Regions from separate parts of the Homo sapiens genome. Here region 2 is linked to region 1. The links are chromatin contacts, found by Hi-C in ENCODE. All regions are on one chromosome and are shown on one strand. Each heading gives the region's core, a stretch centred on a gene start or an enhancer-like site at or near the end of the contact. The rest is flanking DNA. Distances are from core to core; before and after follow the strand shown. Region 1 holds the start of KIT (KIT proto-oncogene, receptor tyrosine kinase). Region 2 holds the start of GSX2 (GS homeobox 2).

Region 1 (7,240 bases), core at 2,644-5,143:
TGACACCTAATACACTACATCTGACACAGAGATGTTCAATTAATACTGAATGAAAGCTGGAACGAAGACCATACATTATCTCCTTTCAGACTCACAAACTGTGAAGTGGTTATTGTTAGTATAGAATCTAACCGGGGGATTGTATTAATCTATTCATTTCTTCAACTTTATGGACAAAAGACTTTCAGATGATTGCTGAAAACCAAGAAAAGCTATTAAAAAGCAAACTTGAAAAGGATTATACTCTTGTTGTAGTAATTCCACCCCTGGTTAGGAATGCATACTTAATAACTAATCAGAAGCAGGCAAGTTTTATTCACCAAGACATTAATCATCAAGTAATTTATGATAGTAAAAAAATTGGAAAAAAAAGAGAGAAATGATTAAACACCCAGAATTATGGTACATCCATAAAATTGAACATTATACTGCCATTAAACAGTGTGTTTCCAAAGGATTTTTAGTGATCTGTAATAATGCTCATGTTATTTGTGAAAAAGCTGGATAGAAAACTGAAAATATACCAAGATCTTAAATTATGTAAAGGGAAAAAAACCTCACACATAAATAGAGAAAAAAGAAAGGAACATATTAAAACAAACTCTTCAGTGATTGTATCTTGAGTGCCTTTTTTGTTTTTTATAATTTTTGGTATTTTCCAAATTTTCTACAATAAGCATCTTTTACAGTCAGAAATATAATAAAATATTTTCAAGTTCGAGATTTTAGCTGTGTTAGTTGTATTTGTGTGGCATTATTACTCTTTCTTCTGTTGATGGTGCATCAGTTTTTCTTTGGGGATGCACCCTTCCCCATCTCAGGCCTCTGGTGTGAAGTGGATCCCTGACCCCGGCTTCAGGGGTGGGCACATGACTCAGACATGGCCAATCAGCATACTCCATCCCTCTGGCTCCTTCCCAATGGGCACATGACTTAAGCCAGGTCAGTGAGACTCGGTTTCTCCCATAAACTTTTACAGGAGATGTTTATGGGGGCAGGAAAACTCTACTTCCGTTGGTACTAGTGAGCTGTAAGCCTAGAGCTGCCCTGAGTGTATACAAGGTTGGCAAAACAACACAGGAAAGTATTGAGGATAAAGGTGGAGGAAAGTGTACGTGCACTTGTGCACACATGCATCCACACACACTCGCCCTTCAAGTCCTGATAACTTTGAGTCCTTGGATCTAGGAAAGTCTGAAACACTATTGTCCCTGGACTTTCTGGTTATAAGAGCCAATACATTTAGGCTTCTTTGTTTGCTTGCTTAATTTAAGCTGCTTCTATAAGTTGCAATCGAGAGTCCTTGCTAAAAGAATTATGAAAACAATGAAATACATAAAGCACAATCCCTGAACATGCCCAGGACTATCACAAAATACAGTATAGAATTAATCCATACATCCTACCTGAGATATAAAACATTTCCATCATTGCCAATGTTCCATTGGACACTGCTGATCTATAATATAGTTCCTTATATATTACAGCATATATGTCCACTCATAGTGCCTTATATATATGCTTCCTTTCTTTATGTAACAGGCAGTGGGTATTATTAAAAACAGCTAACAACCCTAAAGGTACAAGTACTGGAGGCTCTCTGTTGTGGCCAGCATTAAAATTTTAATTCCTGGATCTAAGGAGATTTAGCGTGTCTCAAGGTTGGGCTGGGAGATATTTTAGGGTATGGTTTTTTTTGTAATCAGTACAGAAGGATTTCAATATTGTGTCAACCAATAAGGCCAAATTGGTGTGTACTGGCTGAACATAAGCTCTGTTAGCAGATATTATAGTTTCTTACTTGAGTACCTATTTTCCCTGCTGGACTGTGAATTCCCCTAGACAGAGACTTTGTCTTACTCATTTATGTGGGTCTTATGCCTACCTAGGTGCTCAAAAGATATTTGCTGAATGAAAAACAGGAATGACGGTCCAACATGGTATAACTCCCTATTCAGTTTTTTTTTTTCCTGATAGAAGTTCCGTGCCTAGAATTAAATTGCAATATGGTCTCTTTTCACCCACTCTTTTGAAGATGTTATCCTCTCCAATATCAGCTGATTGAAGAAGAAAATTGTAAATTTTCTCTCTCAGGCATAATGTTGATATTTTAACTCATAGTGATTTTTTCTCAATACAAAATGAATTTTAGAAATAAATCAAGATCCCAGAAACTTATGATTGCTTTGAGTGGTATCTTTTATCTGTCATCCTAAGAAAAACATGAGATCTGATGGCCCAGAGCACAGAGACCTTTGGTATTTCAGTTCTCCTACAGCCGCATGACTCGAACCTTTTGCTGGGAGATTGGGATGTAGGTCCCCATACTTGATTATAAGGACTGTGAGGGCAGGGGCCACATCTGCATATCTGTCTATTAATAATAGTACTCCTGGTACCTAGCTCCTCCTTGCTTCACAGCAGACACTAAACAAATGCTTGCTGAGTGAGTAAATACTTACATTTAAAGAGAGGCAATTATACACATTGATCATTTGATCACCCTCTAGCACTGATAATTTTTAAGTGATTAGCTTTAAAAATCATTTTTCTTACATCAACCTGGGTCCTCACACTATTAAACAACAGGAGAGCTTTCAATATTAAATGAAGTGGGGCAGCTGGGCAACTGTAAATTTTGGATGATACTTCAGAGAAGAGTCTAGGTGTATCTGTTCTATCCCTTTTTCTGATGGGCATCTGCCATTTATTTTTCCATTCTTAAGCTCTCAGGAGGGATGTCTTATTAGTTTATCAGAATGCATAGGGAAAGCTCATCTTTCTTGGAGTAGGTCTTCCAATAAGTGTTCAAGCCCTGGGTCTTCCCTCACTACAATAATAAACATACCTGCTCTACCCTCCTCACAAAGCTGTTATCGTGAGCATGAAAAGACGAGTCGCTGTGGGGAAGAACTATTAACCCCTATACAGATACTGTTGTTGCTTTCCGTTCAAGGATCCACCATGAGACTGTGGGTAAGGCACTTTCTGGGCAGTGAAATCGGGCTTAAGAGAATCATTGTACTTTTATTTTGCTCCTGGGACCGGCAAGGGCAGTTAAGAGCCCTAGCCCTAAAACTGTCGTCTGTTACAGAGGCAGAGAAATCATTACTGGGGTTGGCAGCGTTGGGGGGAGGGGGGAAAACGTGTATGAAAACCTGGGCTCCCAGAGCAAACTTCGCCACGCGCCCTCCATCGCCCCTGTCTCCACACAAGTCCCGGCAGGGGCTTCTTGGGCGGAGGCCACGCCGACCAATAGGAACCCACTGTGTTCCTACAGGTTACGAAGCAGGTGGAGAAATTGAGCAGAAACAATTAGCGAAACCGGGCTCAGCCTTTACCGCGGTGCCAGGAGCTCCTAACAGGCCTGGAGGGGAATGTCGGGGCTCAATTTCCTAACGCTCCCCTCCCCATCCCCATGCCACCTCCACGAGCAGCGGCGTCCAGCCTCCTCCCGCCCGAACGTGCTCGAGGGGCGGGCAGTCGACCTTTATTGTCTGGGGAGCACCTGGCAGGTGGCGGGCCCGTGCCCTAACGTGTGCGTGGTGCCCAGCTTCACAAAGCGAGCGGGCAGCACCTCCTTGGTCCGGGAACGGCCTCAGCCTGGCCGTCCACATCCCAGGGGTGGAAAGGTGGAGAGAGAAAGGGGCTCCGGAGTCAAGAGCGGGGAGAGAGGGCGCGCGCGCCCTCCTCCTCCCGGCGGGCACGGCCCCCCGGCATTAACACGTCGAAAGAGCAGGGGCCAGACGCCGCCGGGAAGAAGCGAGACCCGGGCGGGCGCGAGGGAGGGGAGGCGAGGAGGGGCGTGGCCGGCGCGCAGAGGGAGGGCGCTGGGAGGAGGGGCTGCTGCTCGCCGCTCGCGGCTCTGGGGGCTCGGCTTTGCCGCGCTCGCTGCACTTGGGCGAGAGCTGGAACGTGGACCAGAGCTCGGATCCCATCGCAGCTACCGCGATGAGAGGCGCTCGCGGCGCCTGGGATTTTCTCTGCGTTCTGCTCCTACTGCTTCGCGTCCAGACAGGTGGGACACCGCGGCTGGCACCCCGACCGTGCGACTACTCGGCGAAGCCTGTGCCTGGGAGGGTGGTACCCGCCAGGGTGCATCCGGAGAGAGGACTGCGGGCCCTCAGTGCCCGTGCGTTCCAGCCTCCGGGGAGACTCCAGGTGGCCCTCGGACTCTCCGGCGCCCTGCCTCGCTCACCTGCGCGAGGAGACCCCAGCTGCTGGTGGTGGGGGACGCGAATCCGGGGTTCTTCGGGAATGGGGACAGCAAGAGGGGGTTAGGCGTGAGCGAGGCTGCAGGCTCCGTGCGAGTTTGGGGTGGCTTTTGTGCCGACGTTGCGCGGGGGGCGGAGGCGGGGGGCTCAGGGGTTTGCACCGAGCGCCTTCTCTTGCCGTGCGAGGCGCGGCCGCAGCTTCCTTTTGTTAAAAGTTGCGTGTGTGTGACCGGCGCCCGGGAGGACCTGCCTGCAGGTTCTCCGCCGCGCTGAGGGCAAAGTTAGAGAGCCCTTTCTCTGCTCTGCGGCTACTGCCTTCCAACCGCAGGCGCTCTTTGTGCCCAGAGCTGGGGACCGACCCGCTGCCGCCTCTGCTCGCGGCGCCACCCGTGGAGACCAATCGAAGGCTGCGGCGTTTCCCCGCCTCCGGGTTAGGCTTTTGCGCTGGGAGTGCGCGGCGTGGGGCTGTTGTGGGGCCGGACTCCCGCGAGCCTGGAGGTGGTGGCGACAGGGACAACTTGGGCAGGGCGTGTGGAAAGCAGCCGCTAGGTTGCAGACTTTTTGCTTTCGTACATCCCGTGCTCGCCCCTTTCTGCCGCGGCGCCGTTTCATTCCTGCCGCGCGCCCCGGGGCGGCTGGAGGCTGTGTTTGCCGCCTGCTCCGGGAAGGCAAGGGACAGCGTGCTGGGACTCTGCGTTCCCTGACTCCAACCGCCTAGCACGCCGGCCAGAGTGCCCGGCCTGCCTGGCGGGTTCTGAAAGCCCCTAGTTCCCGGTGTCTGCGACCTGTATTCGCAGGTCCTGTTTTCTTCGGAAATTTTTGAGATTCGTGACCGCCCGCCTCCCCGCCCCCGGGACTTCTATACTTCAGGGCTGCCTGGGGGTGGGGTGGGAGATGGCGTGGAACTTTCTGCAAATCCTACTCAGTTCTTAAAGCTATAACAGAAATCCAGGTATATCCGCGCGGGAACTGGGTCTTAGGTGAAGGATTTGCAGGTTGCTGGAGCCCCTTGGTCAGATTCCTGCCTCCCGTTCCCTTTTTTCCAGGTGTCGCTGGTGCGGGCGAGTGCAGGTCGCCCAGCTCACCCCTGAAGCCCTGCTATCTCCCAGGTCATTTTTTAAAACAAACCTTTAAGGTTACCCTGATGATGTAAGGATAGAAAGTGAGTCTTAGCTGGAATCAAGCGCTTGAAAGGAAGCGGCGCAATGAACGGTTTTGAGACTGTCGACTACCGGTCAGTTTCTCTATAAAGTCTCCAGGCGCAGTCTGCAGCGTCCTGGACTTGTAACTATTGTGAGGGCTTTCCTGTGGGGGGCAGAGAGGCCTTGCATCTGGACCCCTGTGCAGCAGGAGGGGTCAGCAGGGGTCACGAGGGAGTGTTCGGATTCTCTGGAGGATTTGATCACCTAGCTTAAAACAACACATCTGGTCTTTATGTTTTTGTGCCTTGACCTTTTTAATATCAGTTAAGCTATGTGAACTAGAACCTAGTAGGAGACTAGAAAGACCACATCGAATATCTCCCTTTTAAAAAATTAAAAGAATCAATGGTTTTCTTCTCCCCAATAGATTTTTGGCAAAGGGAATTTTAAGGTCTGTCTCCTGGGGGGGCAGTGTGGTGTAACGACAAAGCCTTGCTCTGTCCCCTGGGTTCTCGGTTTCTCTGCCATTTCTTGGCTGCGTGCCCTTGGCCAGGTTGCTTAGGGCAGGTTGCTTAAATTCTGGGAAACGCAGTGTCCTCCAGAGTACAAGGAGGCATCTGCATCATGAAGGATCCTTTGGGTCCAGAATTCTCCTCCAATGTTCTGAGTGTAGACTCAGCACTCTTTTTAACTATTCCCCTGGCCCCTGTCTGCCTCTTTGAAATTCCTCTGCCTCTCCTGCTCACAGGGAAGTCATAGAGTATGGGTGCATCTGACCGGTCTGCCCCTGACTGAAGCAAGGAGCTGTGGCTTATGCTTACTGCCCTTCAATTCCCATATATTCCTCTGCATTGCCCTTTGAGGGCCCCCGCCCCCCAAGTATTACAGCTCCTGTGCCTAACAGGATGAACCTGCTAGGAATAGTGAATCATACCTTCCCCGTTTCGTTCCTGCAGGTGTGAGGCTGGAGTCATTCTCAGCAGCTGGACACAAGGCACTCTAAATTATTATCCTGCTGGAAATAAGAGACCCCAGATAATTCATTTATCCCTATTCTGTTTTTTCCCCCACTCATTCCCATTTTTTTTCTCATGACTCTGTAAATCATGTAATGCTATGCATTTATAGCATGCTTTCTAATGGGCCTTAAGTTTCGTATGACATGTGTGGTGTACATAGTTGTTGCTCTTCAGTTGGAAACTGTGTGCCAGGCCTTTTGCTTGGGGCTTTACCTATTTCTAGTAGTCTCAATGAGCCTAGGAAGTAGTACTATTATTACCCCTAACATTTTACAGCTGGAGAAACTGGCTAAGGATAAGCCCTAAATCATCAGTGGTGAAGCCTGATGAGATTGGCTGCATGTGCCCAGCTCTATAGCCATTCACATGATTCACCAGAATCTGTTGTAAGACTCATTCAAAAATATTTAATGAGTTTTTACTATGTGCCAGGGATTGTTGGAAGTTCTGGGAATACAGGATGGCCAATGTCACTACCTTCCCAATTTTGGTGAAAAATATTTAGAATTGCGTGTCTTATGAAAGCGGATTATTTGTGGAGGGAGGATTAATTAAATTTTAGCTTGGAGGAAGGGCTGTAGGCATTTGACCCTGTGGTATGTTGGCTTAGTTGTTAGCTATCTCATTCCAGTTAGCGTCCCTCAGAAATGAAGGTAAGCTGTTTCTAAAAGGATGATGCAAGCCAGTTAAAAATCCATCTCCCACTCCAAAACATAAAAATGGTCTTGTGCATAGGTGTGAAAGAGAACACCCCCAATAATGGCTGATGTCATTGGCTATTTACCCTGGATAGCATGGTGAGAAATAATGACAATCTACCATCCAAAGCCATTTTTTCTCCCAAAAGAAATTCTCATCAGAAATG
Region 2 (7,240 bases), core at 2,416-4,915, 560 kb before region 1:
TGAGATCATTCATCGCTTTGGAAACTAATATGAAATCAATGTAAGAGGAGCAAATAAATCCGAGGCGGCCCCGCCAACTCCCCGGCTGTCCCGCCCTGCCTGCAGCCTCCATTTGGAGCTGGAGAACCATGTGGGCAAATGCTGAAACTAAGAGAAAAAAGGACTGGGGATGAAAGTGGTGGTGGGGGAGGTGGGGAGGTTTGGAGGACACAGAGGGAGGGGCAAAGTGGGAGTTACAGCCTGAAAAAAACAGCTAAGCACAGGAACGGGTCAGAACTCTGGGGCCTGTTGAATAAGCAATGCTAAGTCCCTGCCCTTTACTTGTCCTGACTTTGCCCATGAAAGCAAACAGGAAGAAAGAGAAGTGAGACAGGAATGTGGGGTTCAGGTCAGGTGCCATTCCAGAGCTGGGAAGAAGTACTGGAGACCTTTTGGAAGCTAGAACTGAGAATCCAAATCTCAGGGTTGGGCTGAAAGGAAACTGCTCACCCAGGCTCAACTTGGAGAATCGAGAGACAAGAAGGCCATGCCTCTGCTGTTCTTTCTAGAATAGCTTTGATTTTTTTTTTGTAAGTTGAGGGTAAGGGTGGAGTGCCTTGGCCAGGAGGAGGTACAAAGAACAATTTTGTTACCATCACATATGTGACACTGTCTTGCACTCAAGGAAGACAAAACCATACTCTATTGTCCCAAGCAAGAGGGAGATAATAAAAAGATTTCCCCTTTCCTTTAAAAGAACTAATTTTCTCCTTGAATTATGAAAGTAATGGCTTAGGTAACAGCCTGTACTCTGTACCCGACTGCTTAATACAGAATAAATCCTTCCACGTGGCTCCTGGAGTTGTGGCAATTAGAGCTCATTATAGGCTCATAAGAGCTCTCATTTTGGGGATTACTTAATGGACGATGAAATTTTATCGGACAGAATCACTGAGAAATAAAATTGTGTGGCGGCTCAGACACCATGGGCACACGCCAATGGTCTGTCTGTTCCCTCTCAGGAAAAGAAAGCTGAACTTGGGGTCTCCTGCTGGTTCAGGGCACTGCACTCTGGGGAACAGTAGGGCTGGGCAGGGCTGGGGTGGGGGGTGGGCAGTGCTGCCCCGGGGGCATGGAGGGTAGGCTTCCTTTGAGGAGGGGATAGGCAGGTAGGGCCAGATAGGGGCTGGACTCAGAAGAGAAGGAGGGAGAGAGACTGGCAGACACTGAGAGATCCAAAGAGAACTAGAGAAGTGAGTCAGAGTGGACAGAAACTGTGCAAGAAATGGGATTCCAGTATACTTGCTCTTGGTGGGCTGAAGGAATTAACCAAGTACCCTAAGGGTCAAGTTTTTCAGACATGGTCTTGCTTTCAGCCTCAGCCTGGTCTGAAACCACTGCTCCCCTTGAAGTCTTTAGGAAACCCCATGAGCCCCTCACATTTCTCAAAACTCCTTGGCACTGAAAAATGAAAGTTTCCACAGTCAGACACAAATTGAATAAGATGCACAAGCCTCTTGCATAGTTAAGATTCTCTAAGGTAAAATGGTCTGCACATGGGTGCGATTTCTAGGACTTTAGCATAGGAGCTCTTCCTCTGAACACATCCCAAACTGCTGGGAACATTGTGACTCAAACCATCAGCCCAAAACAGACTGTGGATAACCTGGGACCTAACCCAGAGGAGGAAAAGAGAGAAAGCTATTATTCTTAAAGAGTATCTGTATCTATATCTATATATGCTTGTATAGTTGCAAAGTGAATGGGGGGAATCGAGTCATCTATTTGGACAGTTTAGGACTGTAAAAAATATCCTGCCATTCAGCAGGGTATGTTTTTTATTGCCATTCTCCATCAGTGGCTCCAAGCCTTCTTCTTGGGGCTGAAATGATTTCGGGGATTGCCTAGATCCTCCAGTCATGAACAAGGGCGGGCTGGGGTGAGCCTGAGCGTCTGCAGACCTTGTGGTACAAAAGTAGTTACAGCTGAGCTGCCCCATGTTAAGCCCTGAGACTCCTTAATTGTTGTCACAAGATGTTGGATTAGCACATTTCTGGAATAGCTGTCTGTTTACACTCCAGAGACCCACCGTCCACTAACCGCTTTCTAATTGAATTCTAATCACATTCAAATAGCTCAATAACCAGCCTCAGCTGCAATTCATAAAACTTTAATTGCCATCCATAAATCCTGGGCTCCCCAGAGCCGGGCATCCCTACAACCCAATTACACTTCTCTAGCAGGCAAGAGAGACTGTCACAGAGATGGAGAGGGGAAGACAGAGGATGGAAAGATAGAGCCGTGCCTCTAGCTAGTGCTCTCCTGGATTTGGGCACCTTGTTCTCTCAGGTGGAGGGAGTCCTGTCTCTAAGTTTCTTAGCACCATCATGAACTCAGGATTGAAGTTAGCTGCTCTGGAAAAAGGATCAGACTTCTAACTATTGCCCAACCACATGGCCCCAGCCCGCTTTTCTGCAGGGGGAAATGAAGAGAGAAAATGGCCACCTCTGCTGCCTTGCCTTCTCCGAAGATAAATAGTCCCAATAGTTTGGCAGCCACCCTCTCTCGGGCAGTAAGGGGTGTGCAAGACTTCCATGGACCAGAGAGAGTTCCCTTACAAAGCCACTTCTGCCAATCAGAGGCAAGATTCCCTGGATGGCTGAATCCTCTTCATCCTTTTTAGGTTCTTAAGATGCAGAGGAAAGAGTGCTTCCTGGTTAGCCTTGCTAAGCTGCCCATGATTGGTAAAAATGAGGGACAGGAAATCCTCAGACCCAGAGCGAAGGTCTATCTAATCCCTGCTGCGTCTTTAGGAGGGCTTGGTGTTTGAGGTCCTCCCTCCAAAATCTTCAGGATGGAGTTTGTAGGATTGCCCTGGAATGCCATGGTGTTACTACTTGGAGAAAGAAAAGGGTGACTCTTCAACATCTCTCTCTCTCTGCGGAAGTGGGAGGTGCCGATCAGAAAGGGAAACAAGGAAGGGTCGTTGGTCTGAGTGGCCCCAGGAGGGCCCCAAGTACAAAGACACTTCAGACCTTGTCGAACATCAGCATGAAAAGCTTGACGGTTTCTTAGCTGGGAGGCCTCACAGTTCTGCGCCGGACAGTCCTGAACTAACCACCTGAATGACCTCTGCCAAGTCCAAAAGCTGTGGACAGGGGTAGGTGTAACCGTGGCCAGAGCTGCGCTCAGGGACTGGACGACTGCCAGTCCGTCGCCCGCACAATCCTGCTCCAAACCGCAGGCCTCACACTTCACCGCGCCGCAGCCACCCCTACCACAGAGGAGCTGGAAACACTGAGCATTCCTATTAAATAAGCCTCCAAGTCCCCACCTGGTACGCTTTGCGGTGGGGCGTGGGGAAGAGTTGGGCTGCGGCCAGGGTAGCGAGAGGGGGTGGGATGGAGGATGCAGCGCTGTGATTTCTCAGTAAAGCGTGGAGAAAGAGGGGGAGGAGGCCGGCCTCCCCGGGAAATTAACAAAACCTACACTTTGCAAAGTCTCCCCCATCCCCCTCCCCCGAGTTCTTCCCCGCCGCGCGCCCGCCCCTCCTCGCGGCTTCTGTTGTGACTCGGGCAGCCTATCCCGAGGGTGCGGAGCTGCCGAGGAGCCTGAGCCGAGCGGTACTCCGCAGCATCACGTGCCAGGGTGGGGGGCTATAAAATACCCGAGCCGGGGCGCCGGGCGGGGGACGTGAGGACCAGCCCTCTCCGGGGACCCCTTTGTTCCCAGCCCAGACGCCAACACCTCTGCGTCCCCAAGGGCTTGACTGCCCGTGTCTGCGCGGCTCCCAGGGCAGAGCTTAGAACACTAGAGGAGAGGGGTCGCCGCGAACTGCCGGGGCTTCCAGCCACCCACCCCTCTCGACATGTCGCGCTCCTTCTATGTCGACTCGCTCATCATCAAGGACACCTCACGGCCTGCGCCCTCGCTGCCTGAACCGCACCCCGGGCCGGATTTCTTCATCCCGCTTGGCATGCCGCCCCCATTGGTGATGTCCGTGTCCGGCCCCGGCTGCCCGTCCCGCAAGAGCGGCGCGTTCTGCGTGTGCCCTCTCTGCGTCACTTCGCACCTGCACTCCTCTCGGGGGTCTGTGGGCGCCGGCAGCGGGGGCGCAGGGGCCGGGGTTACCGGGGCCGGAGGCAGTGGGGTGGCAGGGGCCGCAGGGGCACTGCCTCTGCTTAAGGGCCAGTTCTCTTCGGCTCCTGGGGACGCGCAGTTTTGCCCGCGGGTGAACCATGCGCATCATCACCACCACCCGCCGCAGCACCACCATCACCATCATCAGCCCCAGCAGCCTGGCTCGGCCGCGGCGGCGGCAGCAGCAGCAGCGGCGGCGGCGGCCGCGGCGGCCTTGGGGCACCCGCAGCACCACGCACCTGTCTGCACCGCCACCACCTACAACGTGGCGGACCCGCGGAGATTCCACTGCCTCACCATGGGTAGGGCGGGGTCTTGGGGCACCTGCGCTCCGCGCCTTTCGCGCTCCTGGAGCAAACTTTCCACCTCCAGTGGAGGAAGTGGGAGCCCGGGGACAGGGTGAAGAGAGAGGACGGGCTTTTAGTGTAACCGTAGAGTCAGCCACAGAAGTTCCACGAAAGTGGAAGTTAGTTTGCCAGCTTCTCCACTCAGCCTGGTGCGTTTTACTCCTAGTAGTAGGTGCTCGAGTATTGCCTTATTAATACTGGGGCCTTAGGGACCTCGAACGTCACGGCGGATAAACCAGAGGTTAACTGCTTGGGATTTGGGGTGGGTGTGTTTGAACCTGTGTGGCATCCCCGCGTCGGGGCGGCTAAAGCGTCTTGACGTTTTTGGCTAAGCCTGCGCGCTTCTCCGCTTGGCTCAAAGGGAGGCGATCAGATAGTGCAAGCCCCCATCCCTCTTTAATCCTGTGACTTCGCATCCTGCGCATCGAAGACCTTTATTTGCTTTGCACGTCTCTTTTCTTCCCCGCTAAGCAACCACGTGCCTTGAAATGGGAAAGGGATACAGATGTTCGGCTGGGCTTCCCCGGGTGGGTCCCTGAAATGCGTCCTGGTTAGCACATGGGGTGGGAGCACCTTGCCCGAGCCTTACCTCTCTACCCTCTCTTCGCCGGTCCGCAGGAGGCTCTGACGCCAGCCAGGTACCCAATGGCAAGAGGATGAGGACGGCGTTCACTAGCACGCAACTCCTGGAGCTGGAGAGAGAATTCTCTTCCAACATGTACCTGTCTCGACTCCGGAGGATTGAAATCGCCACTTACCTGAACCTGTCGGAGAAGCAGGTGAAAATCTGGTTTCAGAACCGCCGAGTGAAGCACAAGAAGGAGGGGAAGGGCACGCAGAGGAACAGTCACGCGGGCTGCAAGTGCGTCGGGAGCCAGGTGCACTACGCGCGCTCCGAGGATGAGGACTCCCTGTCGCCGGCCTCAGCCAACGATGACAAGGAGATTTCCCCCTTATGAGGGAGGGCCTCCTCCCTCACATCCCCCGCTCCTGGCAGACCAGGCAACGCCAAGGCGTGGGGCACCCAGGGGCCAGAATCCTTGCTCATTGCAGTGGTCCCATCTGGAGAAGAAACGAACCTGGAAGTTCTGGAATGGACAAGCCGGGACCTGACCCTTCGCGTCTCCTTCTTGACCTGTTTATCTAGGACTCCAACTTGAAGTTACAGATTTTTTTAAAAAATGTAAATAACCTATAATTCAACTCATTCTTGTCGTATAACAGAGGAAAAACAGGGTTGGTTTAAGTTTAACACTGTATGGGGTTTTTGAAAGCACATGTCAGTTCCCCATCCCTACTCTCTTTCAGAACTCGATAAGAACACAGGATTTATTGATTATTTTCTGTTGTCGTTTTCAAACAAAAACACCCAAGTTGAAAATAATTTAGAAAATTAGACCTTGTAGGTCTTGCTTTCTGAAATTTCGCCTGGGGAGAATTTAAAATCTAAGTCGCTGGAAGTCCCTTTGTATGTGAATAGGTTTATATAAAATTTATATTTATATTTATTTAAATAAATGAAACAAAAACCAGAATTTTAAATCTGTGGTGTTTGCTCTCCCTATCTTCTCCTGCCCCCTCCTCCAATGTCTAGAGAAAGGCATATGCAGGAAAAAGCTGTCTGAGGAATTCGAGGAAAATGTTGAGTAAGAACTTGGTAATGTGGGTCTCTTGACTGAGGGAGTTTGTGGCTCAATGGGTTTTCTATGTAACAGAACTTTCGCCAAGGAGACACCTTTAGTCATGATGGCATCTACCAGGCAGTGCCTCTCCATCCTTAAAATAGGCAACCTCCTCACAGTTGATAGGACAAATCACTCCATTTGGAATGACACTGACCATTAACGACAGGTAAACCTTTATTTAGCAAGGAAGGGTAAAAATCCCCCATCTAGTTTTTGTTTTCTTCTTTCTACTTCCTCATTTCTCTCAGTACGAAAACTTGAATTATGTGAAGGAATTTGTAGAGTCAGAATAGTTTTAGGAAGAGCAACAATCCATCAAACAGGTCAGAAGCAAACAGTGGAAACTTAATAACGATGCTACAAGCAGAATTAGCGGGTTTCCCTCAATGTTAAGAAAACAAAAAGTCAGGGACAGGAAGTATTCTGTTCAAAGATTTATAATCTCACTTTTTCAAAGCAGCCCAGAGATGCCTTTAGAGCTTTGAGTTTTGGGGCTTTTTTTCCCGGTCACCCTAATATTCAGTTAATTTGGCTCCCTTCTAGTCCCTTCCAGCCCACCCCCCTTCCCATAGCCTAGCAGAATCACTTCCTTTAAGCCTGGTCCCAGAGAAGACTTATTTCTAGCTCTTCCCTCAGCAGGGCAACTGGCTCTCTCCTCAGTGCGGCCTGGGCTTGTTATCTTAGGGAGAGAAGTGAAGAAACTGGAAACAGGAAAACGAAGAGATCTCATTCCCTGCAAGCTGAGCCCCACTAATCCTCAACCGGTGTGATTTCTGATTAGGTTCTATAAAGACGCCACCCAATAGGTTCAAGCCACAGGAGTTAATGACAACACACATACACAAGGGCTTTAGGTCTGAGTTACTAGAGGCCGGTCGGACTGAACCTCACCAGGTACGGCTGGGGTTCTAAAACTGGACACGGTTTTCCCTGAGTGTTGTCTTTAGCGCGCGCGCGCGCGCGCACACACACACACACACACACACACACACACACACACACACACAGTAGGCTCAGAAGGAAAATCCCTCTTCGTTCCGTCAAGGGACATAGGGAGGAGGGCCCGCACTGTGTGAGGCTGAAAAGGGA

The links. Hi-C counts contacts between places; a loop is a spot of excess contacts on that map. Pooled maps may share reads with other maps.
Region 2: a loop to region 1 is called in a map with no recorded cell type, with 6 times the contacts of the local background. The contact joins the promoter of GSX2 here to the promoter of KIT in region 1. A Hi-C loop is called at or near these places in 2 of 37 single-sample maps with no recorded cell type and 5 of 50 pooled maps.

Annotation. Positions count from the first base shown.
Region 1 is chr4:54,654,064-54,661,303 of GRCh38, forward strand. KIT (KIT proto-oncogene, receptor tyrosine kinase) reads left to right here and starts at 3,894. Exons shown (of 21, transcript NM_000222.3): 1 at 3,894-4,018. The coding sequence starts at 3,952. RefSeq lists a silencer at 3,179-3,473.
Region 2 is chr4:54,096,498-54,103,737 of GRCh38, forward strand. GSX2 (GS homeobox 2) reads left to right here and starts at 3,666. Exons shown (of 2, transcript NM_133267.3): 1 at 3,666-4,421; 2 at 5,085-6,001. The coding sequence starts at 3,848. The coding sequence ends at 5,425. RefSeq lists enhancers at 1-132, 3,510-4,300, 4,301-5,092, 5,093-5,882, 6,714-7,240.